Linked DNA regions of Homo sapiens: region 2 is linked to region 1. A link is an interaction called in ENCODE POLR2A ChIA-PET data of the cell type or tissue named here. Cell type or tissue: HepG2. All regions are shown on one strand. Links, peaks and the distances in the headings refer to the core of each region. The heading gives the core; the rest is flanking DNA.

Region 1 (2,912 bases), core at 213-2,712:
GATAGTGAGTCAGGAGATTTGGTTATTTGAAAGTGTGTAGCACCTCCCCCTTCACTCCCTCTCTTCTTCCTGCTCCACCATGCGAAGATGTGCCTGCTTCCCCTTTGCCTTCCACCATGATTATAAGTTTCCTGAGACCTCCCCAGTCATGCATCCTGTACAGCCTGCAGAACCATGAGCTAATCAAACCTTTTTTCTCTATAAATTACCCAGTCTCAGGTATTTCTTTATAGCAACACAAGAATGGATTAATACAGGTATGTCTTTTCTTTTTAAAATTTGCAAAGTACTATGTTTCAGGTGTTTCTACTTTTCCTAGATGGAGTTGACTCCCATCAGAGCCCTCCTGGACATGAACTCCTGAGTGCCAGAAACAAGATTCATTTAAAGATACAACTGTGAACGCTGCTGACCACATTCCAGCGCAGTGTGGATGTTCAACACCGAAGGGAGGGGACTCGGGCTTGGATCTGCAGCTAGCATTGGATGGACACAGAATCCTGAACTATGCATCGTGCTTTAGCTGCCATGAAAATTGATTTTTTTTTTTTTCAGAAAGGAATGTGCCAATGATGGGACTTAAGCTGGTGAAAACCACGTGGAACGGGATGCTCATGGGACCTGCCCCTTGGAGCTCCAGGCCTCCAGGCCTCAGTGCTGGTTTTCCTAAGTCCTTATTTTCTCCCGTGTTTGGCTGGGGGCTGGTCCGACTTCTCCCTTTGGTGGACTCTCAGTTGTCAAGTGTGAAGTCTTTGAACTGCACACAAGAGTGGGGACAACGTTTCTATCTGCAAATCAAGCAAGCGCTTGGGCGAACATCTTCCCAAGGCAGAGATGAAGAATGGGTACTCTAGGATGCTCCATTTTGGGACAAACGTCTAGTGGGGCCACATTTGCATGGCAACATGCCATTTCCACTTTTTCCGTATTTAGAAGCTTCCCATGGAGCTCCCGCTGACAGGAGCCACTCATGTGCACACTGAGTGGAGGCTCAGAAGGAGGATTTGTCGTAGAGTTGTTTTTCAGAGGCTGGGAGTCAGGGCTGAGGGCCAGCGGGTGGCTCTGCACCCCCATCCCTCCATCCCCTGTGGAATGCCAGGAGTTCTCTTCTCCGTCCCTCATGCGTGATGGGGGACAAATGTCTCCTCACCGGTGACAATAATGACAGGCTTCTGTCCAGAGGCAGGAGGGGGGCCAGTATCATGCACTGAAGAAACTTTCACAGCACAGTTGTCTGAGACAGGGAAACCCACACGCAGACGGCCAGGGGACCTTGACCTCCTTAGCAAACAGGAAACAAAGTGCTCTTGTTCTCAGGCCGGAATGAAGCGGCTGTGCGAACACATCCCAATTGTACATCTGATGCTGACTCACACAGAGCGTTTCCATTTTTAGATTTCAGCTACAGAAGGCAGGAATCCTTTGGACTTGGCCCTTTATCAGTGGAATGGACAGAGGTGAGCAGGCGTGGCCAGCATGGCATTCCCCTAAACTCATCCTGGCACTGTGGCAACTCTTTGAGCAAAATTCCCAGGGATGTTGAGTTTGTTGTCAGCCACAAGTACTTCCGTTAAGGGCCACTAAGGGTTGTGTTCATCAAAACTGTATTTTACAAATATCTAATATGACCAAGTTATGAAAGACTTTCTTTGTTCCAAACAAATTTGGAGGAAATGGACACACTTTGACTCAATTTGTTATCACATTAGAATGCAACATTATGGGCTGGGTGCAGTGGCTCATGCCTGTAATTCCAGCACTTTGGGAGGCCAAGGTGGATGGATTGCTTAGTTCTAGCTACTTTGGAGGCCAAGGTGGGAGAACTGCTTGAGCCCAGGAGGTCAAGGTGACAGCGAACTGAGATTGTGCCACTGCATTCCAGCCTGGGCAAGAGAGTGAGACCGTGTCCCCCCCGACTCAAAAAAAAAAAAAAAAAGAATGTGACATTACACCTCATAATTGGATTGTGGATAATTTCCTTATCTCAAAACAAAATGATGGCAGGAAAATTGCCGAGCTTATTTCTCTTTGATCTGTGGCACTGGCTGGATGGTAGAAGCAGAATGCCACCCTCCATTTAGCTGATGACGATGACCCACATCTCCTTGCCTTCCCAGCAGCTCTCGGTGGGGTCTCTGTTGGGAATGCCTGCTGAGACGGGACCAAGGACGGCTGCAGGATGTGGTGTCTGTGCTCAGCGTCACCTCCTCCCAGGCTCCTGGGAAGCACCTGGTAAGAAAGCCCTTCTGGCCATCGGCCCCAGGGATCAGGAAGACGGCGGCCAGGCTCCCAGCCACAGTGTGGCTCTGTGTATCTCGCGCTGTCCGTTGTTGAGTTAGTTCACAAAACACAGGCACCCTGAGCACAGCTGTGCCTTCTGGACCTGATCCCCTATCTTTGCATGTGGGAAATCCAGGATCCTCCCAGATATTTCTGAGGATATCCATGTTTTGGGGGTGATGGTGAGGGCGGGGAAAGAGGAGACTCATGTTTTTCCAGATGCTTCCTGCCCCAAACTCCAGCTTCCATGAACTTCTGCATCCCTGGTTCTCTGGGCATGACTGTCTTCACCTTTATGGTTCACTCTGTGTCACTGGTGGGCTTTGCTCTGCTTCCTCCTCCCCCAGAGCATCTCCTGACAAAGCCACCATGAGCAAGACCCTCAGAGAAGGTATGAAGATGAGAGGCTGGTGTGAAGAGGCTGCTGTGAAGCAACTATATAGCATCGGGCAGGACATAAGGGGAAATTGTTGCTTTCATGTTCCTTTACCCCCACAGTTTGGATTTCTGCCACAAGGATCACTGTGGTCTTCCTCCCTGGGGCTCACTCCACCTACCCCACACCTCCCACCTCCCCCGTCCTCTCTTGGGGGACTTCCTGAGTTCTCGACAGAGCAGTTTCACTGTCTTCT
Region 2 (2,912 bases), core at 162-2,661, 79 kb before region 1:
CTGTGCTGACCAGTTTATAGGACAGGCCTCACTATCCTGTTGGATGCTGCAGAATCCAGCAGCCTGGTGTCTTGGTTCCTGCTCATTCCAAGTGTCCCTTAGGGACGACCCGTGAGTCCTCTGGGGCTGCATTGTCCTCATCTGGGACCAGGCCTGGCAAAGCCAGCATTTGAGTCTATTCTCACACTGCTAATGAAGACATCCCCAACACTGGGTAATTTATAAGGAAAGAGGCTTAATTGACTCACAGTTCCGCATGGCTGGGGAGGCCTCAGAAAACTTACGATCTTGATGGAAGGGGAAGCAAACGTGTCCTTCTTCACATGGCAGCAGCAAAGAGAAGTGCAGAGTGAAGAGGGGGAAAGCCCCTCATAAAACCATCAGATCTCATGAAAACTCACTCATTATCATGAGAAAAGCATGGAGGTAACTGCCCCATGATTCAATTACCTCCCACCAGGTCCCTCCCACGACACATGGGGATTATGGGAACTACAAGTCAAGATGAGATTTGGGTGGGGACAGCCAAACCATATCAGCCAACGACCAGAGAAGAGGGAAGGAGAAGGCTGGAGGGTCTTATCTTAGCAGGTCCCATGCTCTGTGCAGATGCTGCACACACACCTACCATCCAGGCCACACTACGAGGCTATGCCCACTGTGGGGCTACAGGAAGGCCAATCCTCCACGTGCTGGAGAGAAGAGATTGGATATTGGTGAGCAGCACTGCTTACTAACGCAGCACTTAATAACTATTAGCCTGGAGAAACCCCATCTCCACTAAAAATACAAAATTAGCCGGACGTGGTGGCACATGCCTGTAATCCCAGCTACTCAGGAGGCTGAGGCAGGAGAATCACTTGAACCTGGGAGGTGGAAGTTGCAGTGAGCCGAGATCGTGCCATTGCACTCCAGCCTAGGCAACAAGAGCAAAACTCCATCTCAAAAACAAAATGAAACAAAACAAAACTATTAGCCGTGACTATCCAGGAAAACATTTACTCAGCAGGGGACAGAGGATCATCGGGTATGTCATGTAACATGGATGCTATACACAGGGTCTTTGTTTTAAAATCTGAAGGAAAGTCGAGATTATTTTTGATTTATTTCACTCTATTTTTTGGCTTTCAACTATGTTCTTGTGGGTAGCCACTTTACAGAAGCTCTAGGTAGATCAAGTCCAATAAAAAGAAATGAAGGATGAATGTAGCATTATATAACTCAATTTTAAGATTGTGTTTATTGGCTGTATTGAAAAACCGCAACAGCCATGCGTATTATTTATTGACCAAAGCTGTTTTCCTTTCTTTTGCACCAGATGGAAACACAAAGACTGCATTGTGTGTTGGTGCTCACACTGTCTCCTGGCAGTGGCTGTGTGCTGACACTGGATTTTGCACCGCTGATAACATGATTGAGAAACAGCTCATAGTTTGTCAGGACATTTGCAATGGAGCCTGTCCCAGGAGTGTGAGTTTCACCTGCCATAGAGTCTGTTGCCCGGCTTATGGGAGACTGGATATATCTGGTGATAATTTCACTAATCAATCAATGCAATCAACCCCTTATGCTACTCTTATCCGGGTAATTTATCATGGACATTCCAGTTACTTTCCTTCCATAGGTGAAGTTTATGCTTCACTAGTATAAAACGCAGCATTGTTCAGAACTAAGGTGACATTTAGGAAGGGCAAACAATGGGAAGAAAAGCTTTCCTGGGGGGCGTGTAAGGTTAGCGAGGGGTGGAGATGAAAGGTAGAGGGAGTACAAAGATGGGACCCAGAAGTGGGGGTGAACAGGGAGGCATCTAGGGATGTTTCCTCTTGGTCACAGAAAGATGCCCATCCCGCTTCGGCCTTCTGCGCCAGCCCTCTCTGTGCACACAGCCTAATGCATGTGGTAGCAGGTGCACAGTGTGTGTCCACATCTCTTCTTCTCTTTGCTACCACCCAGCTTGGTCTGCTGCCAAACCAATGGGCTTGTTAGTAATATATAGATGGGTGGATGGAGGGATGGGGGGAGGGAAAAAGGGAGGGAGGCATGGACGGGTGTACAGTGGAGAGCTGTAATCCGGTGTTCTGGGTTGAGAGAGGCTGCATGGCATGGTGACTAAGAGCCAGCCTTTCAGGGCTGCGCAGCCTGAGTTTAAATCCCTGTGCCCAGCATCCTCCCCGTATGGCCCCCTGCCTCAGTCTTTCCAACTGTAAAATGTCAATAATAACGGGCCGTCGTGAGGATTGAGTGAGTTAATCCAGGAGCAGTGCCTGGCTCAGCGTCTGCTGTGCAACCGTGACTATCTCCCCAATCCCTCCTCACTCAGTGGCTGGCCTCCTGGCTGCTTGAGCTTCTGTGGCAGAGCTGGGCTGGAGAACGATCGTGCAGACTCCCATCCAGAGCACACGTCACATGGGCACTGGACAGAGTCCTGGGAACCAGAGAGTCAGCTCAAAGTTTTCACAGTTTCAAAATACTTCCTCACCTCTGACCTCAGCACTCCAAGGCAGCCATGTGGATGCCGGCTCTTGGCAGGGAGTGAATGGAATCTTTAAGGAGCGCTCCAGCCGCCTTGCCCTGGGGCGACCTTGGCTCAGCACACATCCTAATGCTCAAGGCCTTCAGGGCCAGGGTCTTCCCATGAGGCCCCCTCTGTGCATCCATCTGTTCCGCAAGTATTTGTTAAGCACCTACTGTACGCATGTGTGTGGTTTGGGGTCTGCCACCTCTACCTTCATTCTGAGTCAGGTCTTTTCCTATGAAATGTTTATCTTTCTGTTCTGCACTGTGTGGTCTTGATGCTTGCCAGGGAATCAGGGTTGGGTTTGGCAGGCATGAGCCTGGAACCTTCCAGAACGGTGTGGGAGGTAACAATGAGTGATTACAACATGGCTCTTGATTTTCTCCCCTCCTCATAC

What was found. ChIA-PET counts read pairs that join two places held together with the same protein. Peaks named below come from ENCODE experiments on the same cell type or tissue, not always from the same donor. Only the 100,000 strongest peaks of a DNase experiment are listed, where the experiment ranks them.
Region 2: POLR2A ChIA-PET joins it to region 1 with 30 read pairs; 4 of 35 experiments call an interaction of 5 or more read pairs at or near these places.

Annotation. Positions count from the first base shown.
Region 1 is chr6:167,681,653-167,684,564 of GRCh38, reverse strand. LINC02487 (long intergenic non-protein coding RNA 2487) reads left to right here. Exons shown (of 7, transcript NR_117092.2): 4 at 320-845; 5 at 1,396-1,457; 6 at 2,118-2,232; 7 at 2,628-2,912. The region is part of intron 1 of LOC124901465 (a long non-coding RNA gene); the gene reads right to left. Among named protein-coding and RNA genes, the nearest start is that of LINC02538, 3.9 kb to the right of the region's middle. In HepG2, for the core only: no CTCF peak of the experiment used is centred there; a DNase peak (open chromatin) is centred at 1,374.
Region 2 is chr6:167,760,944-167,763,855 of GRCh38, reverse strand. No RefSeq gene overlaps it. Among named protein-coding and RNA genes, the nearest start is that of LINC01558, 34 kb to the left of the region's middle. In HepG2, for the core only: no CTCF peak of the experiment used is centred there; DNase peaks (open chromatin) are centred at 1,015, 1,375, 1,845 and 2,415; H3K4me3 peaks cover 858 bases.